2 separate regions of the Homo sapiens genome follow, and region 2 is linked to region 1. Evidence: chromatin contacts called from ENCODE POLR2A ChIA-PET data. All regions are on one chromosome and are shown on one strand. The core of a region is the stretch at or near the end of the contact, and the rest is flanking DNA. Distances in the headings are between cores, read along the strand shown.

Region 1 (6,645 bases), core at 3,839-6,338:
CTCAGAGTTTTCCATAATCCTCCTTCCCTGGGTCCTGATGAGCTCCCTAGGTTTTGGGGAGCAGATGCCCATCATGTGGCCAAGTGGGTTATTCCTGGAGAGCAGTTCCCTTTGCTCAGGAATGGACCACTTGAGAAAGTCATTGCCTAATAAAATCCCTTATTGTTTTCAAGGGAAGACAACCAATAAAATGCAAGCCTACTGATATGGTATGGCTGTGTCTCATCATGAATTGCAGTTTCCATAATCCCCACGGGTGGTGAGAGGGACTGGTGGGGGCTAATTGAATCATGGGGGTGGTTACCCTCATGCTGTTCTCGGGATAGTGCGTGAGTTCTTATGAGATCTGATAGTTTTTATAAAGGGCTTTTCCCCCTTTGCTCCGCACTTCTCTCTCTTGCCACCTTGTGAAAAAGGACATCTTGGCTTCCCCTTCTGCCATGATTGTAAGTTTCCTGAGGCCTCCCCAGCCATGCGCAACTGTGAGTCAATTGAACCTCTTTCCTTTATAAATTACCCAGTCTCGGGTATGTCCTTATAGCAGCATGAGAATGAACGATTAACACATCTACATATACAAAACTGTCTCAACCCCGGGAAAGATTGTTAAATTTGAGACTGAATGTAATTAACAGCTATATTAGTCCATTCTTGCATTGCTGTAAAGAAGTACTTAACACTGGGAAATTTATAAAGAAAAGAGGTTTAATGGGCTCACAATTTTGCAGGCTGTACAAGAAGCATAGTGGCCTCTGCTTCTGGGAAGGCCTCAGGAAGCATCCAATCATGGCAGCAGGCAAATGGGGACAGGCATCTTACATGGCCAGAGCAGGAGGAAGGGAGGGGGTGGTGCCACACACTTTTAAATAACCAGATCTCATGAGAACTCTGTCACTAGTACGGTACCAAGGGGATGGTGCTGAACCATTCATGAAGCACCACTCCTATGATTCAATCACCTCCCACCAGGCCCCACCTCCAACACTGGGAATTATAATTCGACATGAGATTTGGGCAGGGACACCCAAACCACATCAGCAGCCAAAGTGGAGTTGAGGTGAATTTTAATCTTTCCGGCTAAGAGTGCCTGGGATCAACAGTTAAAAGTAGCAACTCAGAGTAAGAGGATGCCTTATTATAAATTTATATTTGATTACATCCCTGTTTCCTATGACAGACACATCACAGGTGCTTCACAAATACCCTTTACACAGACTTGAACAGTCTCAGCTTCCTAACTGCCAAAACGTCCTTTTAATACAATTATGAACCTGTTAAGACACTAGGGATTGGATAGATAGAATGTAAGAACTCCTTGACTTTTGGCTAGCTCAACTTCATTTTACATGCATGGACACAATACACACACACACACGCAGACACACACAGACACACACACACACACACAATTATTGTTCCTTCTTTTCACCAGTTATTTTCTCCACTTTCCATTCCCCTGATCAAAAATTACCCATCTAACATCTAAACGTATAGATTTTAATAACCTGTCAGTGTCATAATAGAAACAAAATGATTCCACTTGGAAATCACTATTTACAAAAAAAAATCTTTGCATTTCAAAAGTACTTTAAGTAGATGTCCTAAATTTGATTTAAGAAACAATCTGTTCCAGAAAGTCTGTGACTAAGATGTGAATGAAAAACTAAAACCCATTAATGAATTATTAGCACACAGATTGGTCTAAAACTTCAAAGGTCAGAGATCTGTTCTGAGCAGAAATGTGTCAGGGGAGAGAAAAATCTTTCAGCTGGAGAGTGTCTCACCTGCGGAGTATTCCAGTTGGGTTTGTGTGCTCCTCAAGAATAGTGGTATTTTAAGTTTTTTATCTGGTTGGTTGGTTTGGCTCTTGTCACAAAAGAAAAAAAAGTGAGTCTATAAAAGGACAGTAGCACTCTCTCCTTGAAAGTCTAGCTGCTGAGCACAAAGTCTCTGGGTGTAAGACATAGCATTACCTGGGACGACCCTGATCACCAGGATTCCAAGCCCAGAAACACAGGAGCTAAAGTAGAGCATATGTGTCCTGGGATCCATTGCTTTTCCAATACGAATTAGTTTTACCCTACCTCAGAGGTGGGATTATATAAAACACTATTTGATAACTTTGGAAAACCTGTCAGAAAGTGTCCCATATATTCACATGTATTTGTTTATATTTTGTTCTAAAATCTATATTCAACTATGATTCAAGCATGTCTGAAAATGAGGTGAGTTCCCAGGATCTTTGTACATGAAAAACCAAAACGCTTATCCCAGGAGAAGCAAGTAGAGGCCAGTAGCTTGGCTCTAGGACAAAAGCAGCTTCTGGGTGGGAGATATTTTTAACACAGTAGGGCCCAACTTCCACGTCAAGCGGCATTAAGTCAATTTAGGCTGAATCCTAGGAAGAGGAGGCTGCCAACAAAGAACTGGCTTAGCACAGCCCACCTTGAGGTGGAGGCCTGACACAGACCCAGCCCTCCAGTGGCAGTGAGAGCCCTCAACACTGGTTTGGCTAAAGCTGCCAAGGCACAGACACTGATGGCAGTAACAGCAGCACCTGTTTTGTGACATCTTCGGTAAGTGTTGATGTGTGAGCCACTAAGTTTGGTAATGGTAGTGACCAAAGATAATTCCCCAAGGAGCCACAAAAGAGAAAAGGAGAATGGCAACTGTCACATCACAACTAAGAATGGACCCTCAGGGACATCAGAACTATTTAAGGTGGGATTTGAGAGTGGTGGGATGGGGGAAAGGGATGAGTCCTCCAGAGTAGGTCACATTAGAGACGAGTTCCACAATTCGTATGAATTAAAATTATAAAAATTATGTAACTTTGTAATGGTATTAACAAACATTTGCTTTCCTCTGTCTACTCTAAGTCTAGTGAAAGATGGGAAGTAAGGAACAGAGTAGGAAAGTCTGAGTTTGTGGCAGCATGAACTATAAATCTGAGATTCAGCTATCCATATTTACAGAAGACCCAGACAGAATACTTCATGATGAGATCCATCATTCAATTGGCAGAATTTACTGCTCAAACCTTTCAATTAGGAATTGAATCTCCAGCTGTCTTAACTACCGCTGAAACCCCTGCAGCAGCAGTGAGCCACACACATGCCCCAAGCACAGGCCCTCCATTAACCAACTACTTTTTCCTTTGAAATTTTCCCAACAGGATTTTCACTCTTGCTCACTTCTTCATTAATGGATAACAGGGCTTCATCCAAGACCTATGGTTCAGATTTTCTTCTTCATCCTTTTCTTTCTGGATCACTGCTATGTTTGATTTAAAACCATAAGTTAGTGCTGTTAAAACAAATCCTTAAAAATCAAGACTGGATATGTTTGTGATGCTCAAGAAAGTGAGACCATGTAATTTCGCATTGACAGAATAGTGCTGAGGAAACCACTTGCGATCTGAAGTGAAAAGTCTTGAGTTTAAAATCCTACAGTTGTCACCTCCTAGTTGTATAGCCTCAAACAAGCCGCTTATCCTAAATCTTATGTAAAATAGGAATAATAATAATTTCTGCCTCTCAGAAATATGAGGACCAAATGAGATACACTGTCTTTACTGAAAATGCTTATAATTTTCTTCCCTACTTACAAAATCTATCCACCACCACCAACCCTAGCCTGAAAGAGGTAGCCTTACCGACTACATTTCCCTGGCCACAGCTGCTTAAACCCCACATGGATAGCTGAGCAAGGTTAAACCAGTCAGATTCTCTTTCATAGGAATTTAAAACTTGAGATACTGAGTCATTTAGCCCTGGAGAACCAAGCTGGAAGTTAATGGAGACTTGGGGTCCAAGACTACATTTTAGGGTGGCCATGATGGTTGCAAGCAAATGAGCAAGCAGAACAGGTGGTCTGAAGAAAGAAGAATGAGGCAGGCTTGTAGAGAGAAGCAGGCAGATGTCATGTGGACTTCTAAGGAGAGAGATGGTGAGATTAGCCTCTAGTGACTCTCTTAGTTCTCATGAAGCTCAGCTACACGTCCTACATTTGGTGTGCAATTCTTCTACATTCTTATATTATAAACCCACTGTTTGTTAGTTACTTTGAGTTTTTGTTCCTTGCCAAAAATAAAAATAAAATAGGAGAGAGAAATAATTGTAGAACTGTAAAATGAAAGCACTATACAAATACAAGATGTCTTTGATATCCACTTAGGACTTAGCGGCCATTAGGGAATGGAGGAGAGGTAAATGGAGGGAAGCCATTAGGGAATGGAGGAGAGCCACCTTCCAAACCCTGAATGATAACCAACAACCTCATAAATAAGGTATCAGCATTTGGAATCAGCCAGTTGGGCATCCTGCTTGCAAAGTGTTGAAAGAGTCTTCATAAGAGCCAGTATTCATCAGAACTCTTTTGGCAATGTGGCAAAATCCAAATTCAGCCTAACTAAAGAGAAATGGAAATGTGCAGTCCACCTAACTGCTAAGTCCATGGGGGACTTTCATGGGAATTTAAATGTAAATTTCTTATCTGGTTAAAGACCTGCCCTTCTCATATCATATCTTCTATTTTCATTTGTGTTGGCTTCATTCTCTGGCAGGCTGCCCACCATGATGGCAAGGTGGTTCTCAGAAGCTCCAGGCTTATTCTTGCCAGCTTAATAACGTCCACAGAGAGTACCTCTTTGCTTATGGTTTCAGTCAGACACCCAAGGATGAGTGTGACTGGCCTAACCTGGGTCATATGCTTACCCCTAAAGCAATCACTGTAGCCAAGGGAATGAAATGTTGTCTTTGCCAAAGCCTGAGTCATGTGTTCTTCTCTGGAGCGATGGGATGGTATCAGCCTCACCTGATTCATAGAGACTGAGCACTACGGCATGAGAGTTCACTAAAGGAAAAATCAGGGTGCTGCTACCAAAAGAAGGGGAAAGGCATGCAGGGAGAACTTAGATTCTCCCAGCTCTTCCCACCATGAACACCTGAGACTTAAAAATAGAAGTAAACTTTCTTTAGGAAGGAAAACTTTTTATTTATAAATGGGTGGAGTGACCAAAAGACTTGTGGCCCTTGCTCACTACACAAATTTTATCTCTATGGTAGCACAGAGAGACAGCAGTACCTGGGGATGAATCAGTCATTGTCCTCAGGCTCAGCCTCCCCACCCACAGTCTCATCGCCAGCTCACTGAGTCATCCCATGCTCCATCCAACATGTTTTGCTTTTCCCACAGTTTCCTTGAATCTCCTGGGACAGATGGCTGGCTTTTGGAGCTGAGGAAAGGAAGTGGTGTCTTTCAGAAATAAGAGTGCCTCTCCTGTTAGTAAAACTAACAGAAGAGCTGGCTTAAGATGGGAGAGGGTAGGAATTACTTTGCAGTTCCTGGTGCACTTAAAATCATACTCTTTCTTATAAAAAACTGATTCATATGCAACATCTACCTTTCTCTATTTCTGTTTAACAAAAACCCCAAAACCCTTCTCATCCTTTTAGACCTAGATAGCTCAGATGCCTCTTCCTGCTTGTCTTCCCTTTCCTGCTTCCTCTTTCTCACTTACCTGAAAGGCAGAATTTATGACCCCTTTCCTGTTCTCTCCCAGCACAATGTCAATGCCACAACTCCAGTTTGGTATTGTGTGATGGCTGACTGTGTGGCTGCCTGGCTAGTCCATGATGCCTCAAAAAGGTCAGCAATGATGCCACGCTTCTGTTGTATCCTAGCACCTTGTATAAAATCTGCACACCGAAAGTCCTCCATAAATGTTTGTTAAGTGAGCTAATGAGTGAGTGAGTGAGTGAGTGAGTGAAAATGAATAAACCATATTACAGAGCTCAGAGGCAGAAGGAATATGTGCAGGTTCATCTAGGCTGAAGTTTTTTTTGTGTGTCTGTGTGGTGGCGGGTGGGGGAGGTTGTTTGGTTTTTGTTTTTTACCTCCAAGAAGTGACTAAGAGCCTTTTTCTTTTTACATAACTTTGAGTAGCTTCTCTACTGTAGATAATTCCTGATACTTCTCCTGAAAACCAAGCGTGTCCACACTTAAAAGGAAAGATTTCTCGGTAACTGAATACGATGACAGGCCTACGATCTTACAGCTCACATCAGGGCAAATACTACAGCAGCCTAATTGCTGACATATTGCATTCAATGTTTAGATATGATATGAAACATTCATTAAATGCTCTACAATTAACCTGAAAGTAATTTAGATACTTATGCAGTTGTGCTGAACAGAATTAAATGCAGCAATATAAATATAAATAATGAATAATAAGCTGTAGTTGACTATCATGGTTCTGGAATCCTCTAACAGACAAATGATAAGCCATTCGATTTTTCTAGTTTCTATGGGAAGTCATTTAGAAGTGTTTTAAATGAGCTTGGGCAAGAGAACAATAACCTATTATTCCAAATAATAATAATATATAATAATAATCCTGTTGTTTTAAATAGTAGCAATAAAAAAAGTCACAGTAACAGGGAGAGGAATTCAAATCTGTTTTAGTGTATCATCTTGCCATAGTCCCTGGTAAATAAGAGGAAAATATTTCTATTACCCACTTTTTGCTTAATATATGTTAATTGATCATCTACTATATGCTAAGTAACATGTTTTCCAGGTGAAGAAGACAGTAGCTAGAAATGTAAATAACTTACCCTAAGCATCATGGACTGAAACTCA
Region 2 (7,363 bases), core at 4,528-7,027, 220 kb before region 1:
TATATTCAAAAACTTTCAAATAGTTGCTTATGGTTGAGGAAAACCTTTTATGACTTATTAATAACTAATGTCCATGGCATTTAATTATGGGTACCTGCTACATGAGCCAGGCACTATTTATTTCATTTCAGTCGTTACTAAATGTCAAGTATATCTCTGTCTTAGTTCGTTTGGGCTGTTATAACAAAAATACCATAGACTGGTTAATTTCTAAACAACAGAAATTTATTGCTCACAGTTATGGAAGCTGGGAAGTCCACGATAAAGGTGCCAATAGATTTATTACCTGGTGAGGGCTCACTCTGTGCTTCAGAGATGGTCTTCTCACTGAGTTCTCATGTGCAGAAGGGGCAGACAGGTTTCCTCAAGCCTCTTATATGGGCACTAATCCCATTTATAAAGACAGAGCCCTCACGACCTATCACCCCTCCCAGAGGCCCACTTCTTAATACCATTGCATTGGAGATTAAGTTTCAACACATGAATCTGGGAGGATCACAAACATTCAGGCCATAGCATGTGCTTATGCTGGAAGTACAAAGACGAAAGAAACATAACCACTTCCTTCAAGAGGTTTGGTAGGGGGAGAGAAAGATTCATTAAATAGTTACTTTCAGTAAAAATGTGGTAAGTGTAATAATAAAAGAGGCAAGCATGGAGAAGGCTATGGAAACATATAGGAAGGGTTAGAAAAAGTTTTCTGCAGGAAGTGACTTTTGAAACAAGTATTGAAGAATGATAGAAGGGGGAAGCAGCAGCTTCAGCTAGGGCCAAATGCTGAGAAAGTGCTTCAGTGGGAGTAAAGAATAGAGTGGGACATGTGGAGTCAGGGGAATGATGGCTGAAGAATCCAGCAGAGCCAGATCATGGAAGGCTTCATATGACATGTTAAAGAGCTTTCCTTAGCAGATACTTGATGGAATCATTTATTCCTAGCAGGAAAATTCTGTGGGAAAAAGCTTGGAAAACATACCAACAAGACTTCTTTAATGTAGAGTCTCTTGAAAATTTAAATATGCTAATGCATATTGTGAATCTCCAAAACAGGAATATACTATACAGTTTCTGACCATGAAACACTTAAACACTTATCAGAGATAATCTTTTGGGGCCAGAGTTCTGAGAATTACTTTGGGAAGTAGTGCACAAATCTTTAGGGAATCATTAAGAGTTTAAATAAAGCTTGTCCAATCCATGGCCCATGGACTGAATGTGGCCCAGGATGGCTTTGAATGTGGCCCAACACAAACTCTAAAATTTCTTAAAACATTAAGATAATTTTTTTGCGATTTTTTAAAGGTCATCAGCTATTGTTAGTGTTAGTGTATTTTATGTGTGGCCCAAGACAATTCTTCTGCCAATGTAGCCCAGGGAAGCAAAAAGAATTTAAAAATATTTAGGAGGTTAGATTGACCGAACTTGGTGATTGATTGATATAGGGAGGTAAGGGGTAGAAAAGATTAAAAGTTTCTAACACAGATGATCAGATGGATGGGGTGCCAACAAAGGAATAATTATAAGAGGAGGAATAGGTTTAGAGAAGATAACAGGAGTTTAGTTTTGGACAGGTCGAGATTGAAGACATGTATGGGATACGTAGTGGAGATTCTAGGAAGTGATTGCATATGTGTGTGAAGTTTCTATTAAATGCCCAGATTTTGGTAGTTAACAGGATATGGATGTAGTTACAATTATGACAATATTAAAAATTACCCAGGAAGAGTGAATAGAATGAAAAGAAGTATGGACCAAGGACAGAAGTTAGGGAATTCCAACAGAAGTATTTACGTACATAACAACTTCAAAACCTTGAGTCAACTCAAACCATAAACACAGGTTGCTGTTGAAAAAGACACCACCAACACAATATTAGACCTATATCAGTAATGATTTTTGGATCTATACTAAGTTCATGCCTCTCTCTACTTAGACTTTATATTGGTCTATAGCAAATATTTTAATATGCATTCTCCACTCCCACAACAATTCAATTACCAGAATTTTATTTTTTCTTTAACTTCAAAGTGCTTTTCTTCTTTTAGTTACTCTTTGAAAGCAGAGAGATTTGGGAGTAAATAGAGATTTGAACTGAGGCTGACATATTTGAACCTCTGATTTTGCAGAATCCTAGTGGTGGCTCCAAAGTTTCTATATAGGAAGGGCTTATGGAGGCAATCTGAAAGAAGGTGCTAAGGCAAGATTTACATAGGAAATGTTTTTACTAAGATTGTAGGTTACTTTGGTAACATTAAGGGTTAATGAAAATTATGCATGAAGTGGAGAGAGCCAAATCTTTTAAGCTGCCTCAGCTTGGCCTCATGACTGCTTTTTAACATCATTAATATTTCCAGCTGCTATTAAAATAAACCCTGTAAGCAGCTAACAATGTGTTAGCAACTAAATTTTGCTAAGCCATATCATCATGCATGTATTAACCCCATTTATATTGGTGATTCAGATACCCACTAGGATTCTATTATTTAGTAGAAATTGCTTTTTAAAAGCAATGTGGTAAAGTTTTAAAATACAATCACCCATGGCAAAATGTAGCTTTACTTAGTATCTACCACTGTTTGTGTCTACCACAATTAACTAAGATTACTTAGTATCTGCCAAAATACAAAAACTGTTGGCTCTCAGTTTTTATATTGTAGATGCTACAATTTTTATGTGGCTGTCTAAATTCTTTGTGAAAGGACTTGGAGTGTAAATAAAAATGAGTAAATAAGTATATGCTGCATTACATCTAATCTGAATAATAAGATTAATGATGTATCTAGTTCACTTATGTTTTAAATGGCATATGTTGGTGTTTGTGGTGCAGGTTTAATATTATATGAATGTGAGGAAGTATGAAGAAACACAGAACAAACTTCAAAAAATAAAACCATGCAATGTGCTAAATGCCTGTCAATTAATAGTAATTTAATAACTTTATATGTCATTGATATGAAGAATTAAAGCTGTTAGTTTTTTTGGCACAGAGTTTTCTTCTCAGGAGTAATTTAGGTATTAAAAAATATAACTTGTCATGTAGTTATTACAGCCTTGGAAAAAGCAGAAGCAATATATCTGGTGCATATGCCCACTCCAAATATAGCATTGCAGAAGGCATGTTTGCCTGGAATCCTTGCAAAGGGTACAATTAAGTTTAAGCTTAATGAAATCAAGGTGGTTTTCAATGCCTAGTTTTCATGATCAAAACAATGTTCATTGTTATGTTCTGTGCATGGTCAATGCATGGCCTGTTTCTTTAACACAAGAGATAAATTAAAAGAATAAAACAATGGTCACAATTACTTTTTCCATAGACTGGCTTCTTTCAGATAATGCCAAAGAAACAGTATTTTCTATTAATATTTGAAAATCTAGAGCAGAAATGATAAGTTGCATCTCAAAGGACTTCAAAGATGGTTCTTTAAAACAATCATTGTAAGAAGAAAGATACATAATAAGAACAGGAAATTTGAGGCTTGGAGGAAAGATAGTCTGTATATTATCCTTTGTCATGAAATATCTGGGTTTAGGCACTGTAGGCTGAGATTTTAGTTAATGGGATAGATGATTATGATTATATTTGCTGGTATTTCTTAGGAAATTTAGCTGGTATTTCTTAGGAATTCCTTAGGAAATTCCCATGAATTATAGATGTATACTGTACCGTTTTGTGAGAACCTCTCTCTCCTACACAGAGATGTCAAGTCCTTGGGTCTGAATTTTCTGGTTTCAATTTGAAAAGAAACCCTAAAATGTGTTAACTTAGAGTTTAAGGATCAGTCTGAGTAAAAGAAAAGTCTAAGTTGAAGGCTATATAAAATTTCAAGATCCTGAGATATTAGAGGTGCCGTTTCTTCCGTCTCCTCTCCCTTGTATCATTCCCAAAAGATAAATAATCCAAAAAGGATGAAGAAAAATATAATTGGGAGTCAAAGAATAACAACATAATGTTAAACCAGAGACCTTTGTTCACGTGTTTATCTGCTGACCTTCTCTCCACTATTATCCTATGTCCCTGCCACATCCCCCTCTCTGAGAAACACCCAAGAATGATCAATAAATACTAAAAAAAAAAAAAGAATAACAACCTAATGTTAATAGAAGAAGAAACAAAAACAAAATTTATTCAGATACATAACAATTTTATGAGTTTGCATTCTTCAAATATATGAGTTTTATCTGTGTCATCTTATGAAAATCAGATGGCATAAATGACCAAGAAATCTAGGCAGATGATTGTGAAACAATCTTGATGGACTTTCTATGTTTAAAGATGTGGTTTAACATAATAGTATAATTATAGATTCAGTGTTAGTTGATTTTTTGGGGGTAACATTCCTATGCCTGTGTTATTTCTAAACATATTTTCAATTTTAAATAATGGCTGCTATTGGGCATAATGTGACCAACTTTCTATCTTTCATATAATTGTATATACATATATAATATCATTTATTTATGTTATAGAAACTATATATATATATATTCCTAATGTGTATTTATGTTATAAAAAGGACTCTAACCTGTTCTGTTTTAAATTGTTAATTAGCCTGATTTTGTACACAAACACAGATTGCTTACGTTTGAATGTCTACAAATGTTCTTCCATCTCTATTCTACCTCCCTCTGCTCTCTGTAGCAATCTCTTCCAGCTGCTATTCTCACTCTATACTATGTCTCCCTGCTAAATTAGATTGGAATATACTTGCCTAGGAAATCACAAGTTCAAACATAGTACATCTAAATTTGGCAAAAGCTGTGAATAATATTTTCATTTTAAAAATCAAATAATTTTCAGAGAATCTAAGCAACATTCTCTAGAGTGGACACTCAGTACCTAGGGCATGTATTAGATGATCCGTGGGGTATGTGAAAAAACTACTTGTGCTTCTATTTCTATTTCTGTTTTCTTATCCCCTTATAGTTTCCATTTTTGCATGTTTTACAATGTGCATAATATATTCACAAAATGTTACTCTAGTAGAACATATGTACCAATATATGTTTGTTTGTTTGTTTTTTACTGCTAACATGTAAGGTCAAAGAAGATAGGAAATCAGAGGGGGTAAAGATGAAGAACACTTGCTTAGTCATATGATAAACCTAGATTTGATTCTTACCTCTAACACTTACTAGATTTGTGACTTAAGCAAGTTACATAAAATCTGTAAGCCTCAGTGTTCTTATCTATAAAATGGTAATCACTGTATAAACAAGGAGCCTCAATCTCCTTATTTTTTAGATTTGAGGTTTCTTGATTTTTAAATATTATTGTAAAACTCATCCCATTAGAGAAAATTTTTAATTTTTGTAAAGAGGTAAAATAAAATAGTTGACAATCATTTACCTACTCAAAAATTATTGTGCATTAAATTTGGTTTATATATACAAACACACACCTTCACACACACACTTGTAAACAGCAAAAGCTCATTAATAATTACTCCTAAAGTCCTGCAAATCATCCTAAAAGACACATCTTATTGATAACTTGCTCCAGAATTAGAGAATACAAAACATAATTTTAAATCAGTGAGGAAGTTAGCTTTTGTTCTCAGAAATGTGGTCTTATCTCAGATTTAGAAGACTTTTTTAGTCTGTTATGCTAGAGCAGGATTCCTTTCCCCCTAAACCTTTGATGAACATCAAAATACATTTTAAAAGTGTGCATTTTGTTTTGTTTTGTTTTGTTCAGTTTAGACTGTGTTTTTACCCATTGCTGAAACAGTCACTTACTCACAGAAACCTCATAAAACCTGAATAGCAACATGCCTGGATAGTAGTAATGTTATATGCTCACTATGAGTTTCTAAGAGAAAAGAATGAAAAGTAAAGACAAAAGAAGACCAAGAGAGTTTATTGCTAGCAGACCTACACTGCAAAAAATACAAAAGGAAGTTCTTCAGGCAGAAGGAAAATGGTAACAGATGGAAATTCAGATATTTAAGAAAGAATGAAGAGCTTTTCAAATGGTAAATATGTGGGTAGATAATTATTTCCTAGAAACTGACATAAAAATAATCATGTTTCTCTATGTAGCATTACTTTATAATGTATATAAATACCACAAATTTCAATTGAGACACCAAGATACAACAGAGGGCACATTCCAGAGGATATGATAATCCAGATGCAAATTTTCAAAGGAAACAGTCAAAAATATGTTAGATGACTCATCCTTATTAAGTGCATAAAAAGGCCAGGAGCAGTGGCTCATGCCTATAATCCCAGCATTTTGGGAGGCCAAGGTGGGAAGATCACTTGAGGCTAGGAGTTAGACACCAGATTGAGCAGTAGTGAGACTTGCCTGTAAAAAGAATTTGGAAAACAATAAAGTTAGCTGGGCATGCTCGTGTGTGCCTGTAGTCCACTGTAGTGAACTACGATTGCACCACACTGCACTCCAGCCTGGGCAACAGAGTGAGACCCTGTCTCTGAAAAAAAAAAAAAAAAAAGCACGAAATGTTTGGCTTTTTGGAAGGTTGAAGAGATTTTTGAGGATGATTAATTTAGAGAGAGCTATGCTATACTGTAATTACCAACCTTCACCACCCAAATGGATTGGGTAAGCTGGCACTCAATTCCGGTGACAGGGGTTTCCATAAGACTACTTATATAGCTTGATATGTGTTAACCATGGTTGAAGGGCATTAGTGGATTTTATTTATTAAGTCAGGTTTATTGAGGTATAATATACACACAGTAAAATTAACCTTTTAAGTTAGGTATGAGTTTTGACAAATGTACGCAGTCATGTAAAAAATACCACATCATTACACAAAAAAGTTATCTGGTGCCACTTTGAAGTTAATACCCTTCTCATACTCCCAGATGCTAACCAACACTGGTTTGAATTTTGCCCATTTAGTTTTGTCTTTTTCAGAATGTCATATGAACGAAATTATATAATAATATGTAGCTTTTTGTATCTTCCTTCTTTCAATTAACATATTGCTTTTGAGACTCATCCATGTTGTTGCATGCATCAGTAATTTCATGGATGAATGACAATTTGTTTATCCATTCACCAGTTGATGAATTTTTTGATTCCTCCCAGTTTCTGGTAATTATGAATAAAGCTATTTTAAGCATTTGTAAATAGGTCTTTATGTGAACATGTCTTCAACTTCTCTTGTGCTAGGAGTGGCATTTATGGGTCAATAAGTTAAGTATATGTTTAACTTTATTGGGTTGCTGTTTGACTCTACTTAGGAAATCTTTGAGATGGGTTGACAAACAACATGAGCAGCAAAATGAAGGAGAGTTCTCTGCCCTCCCAAAGTATGTGTGATCAGGAATACAGGAGTGTTTACTGTAGACCAGATAGCCTTTTATCAGTTATATACTGCTGCTAAAATAAAAAATA

What was found. ChIA-PET counts read pairs that join two places held with the same protein, here RNA polymerase II (POLR2A).
Region 2: POLR2A ChIA-PET joins it to region 1 with 11 read pairs in RWPE1. The contact joins two enhancer-like sites. POLR2A ChIA-PET finds 5 or more read pairs at or near these places in 2 of 52 experiments (RWPE1 and activated T-cell).

Annotation. Positions count from the first base shown.
Region 1 is chr12:69,965,119-69,971,763 of GRCh38, reverse strand. No RefSeq gene overlaps it. Among named protein-coding and RNA genes, the nearest start is that of MYRFL, 140 kb to the right of the region's middle. RefSeq lists a silencer at 4,689-4,889. Within about 2 kb of position 5,088, at least 6 of the 41 ENCODE cell types and tissues checked have a DNase peak (open chromatin) inside an H3K27ac peak, as active enhancers do.
Region 2 is chr12:70,189,250-70,196,612 of GRCh38, reverse strand. The region is part of intron 2 of LINC02821 (long intergenic non-protein coding RNA 2821); the gene reads right to left. Among named protein-coding and RNA genes, the nearest start is that of LINC02821, 13 kb to the right of the region's middle. Within about 2 kb of position 5,777, at least 2 of the 41 ENCODE cell types and tissues checked have a DNase peak (open chromatin) inside an H3K27ac peak, as active enhancers do.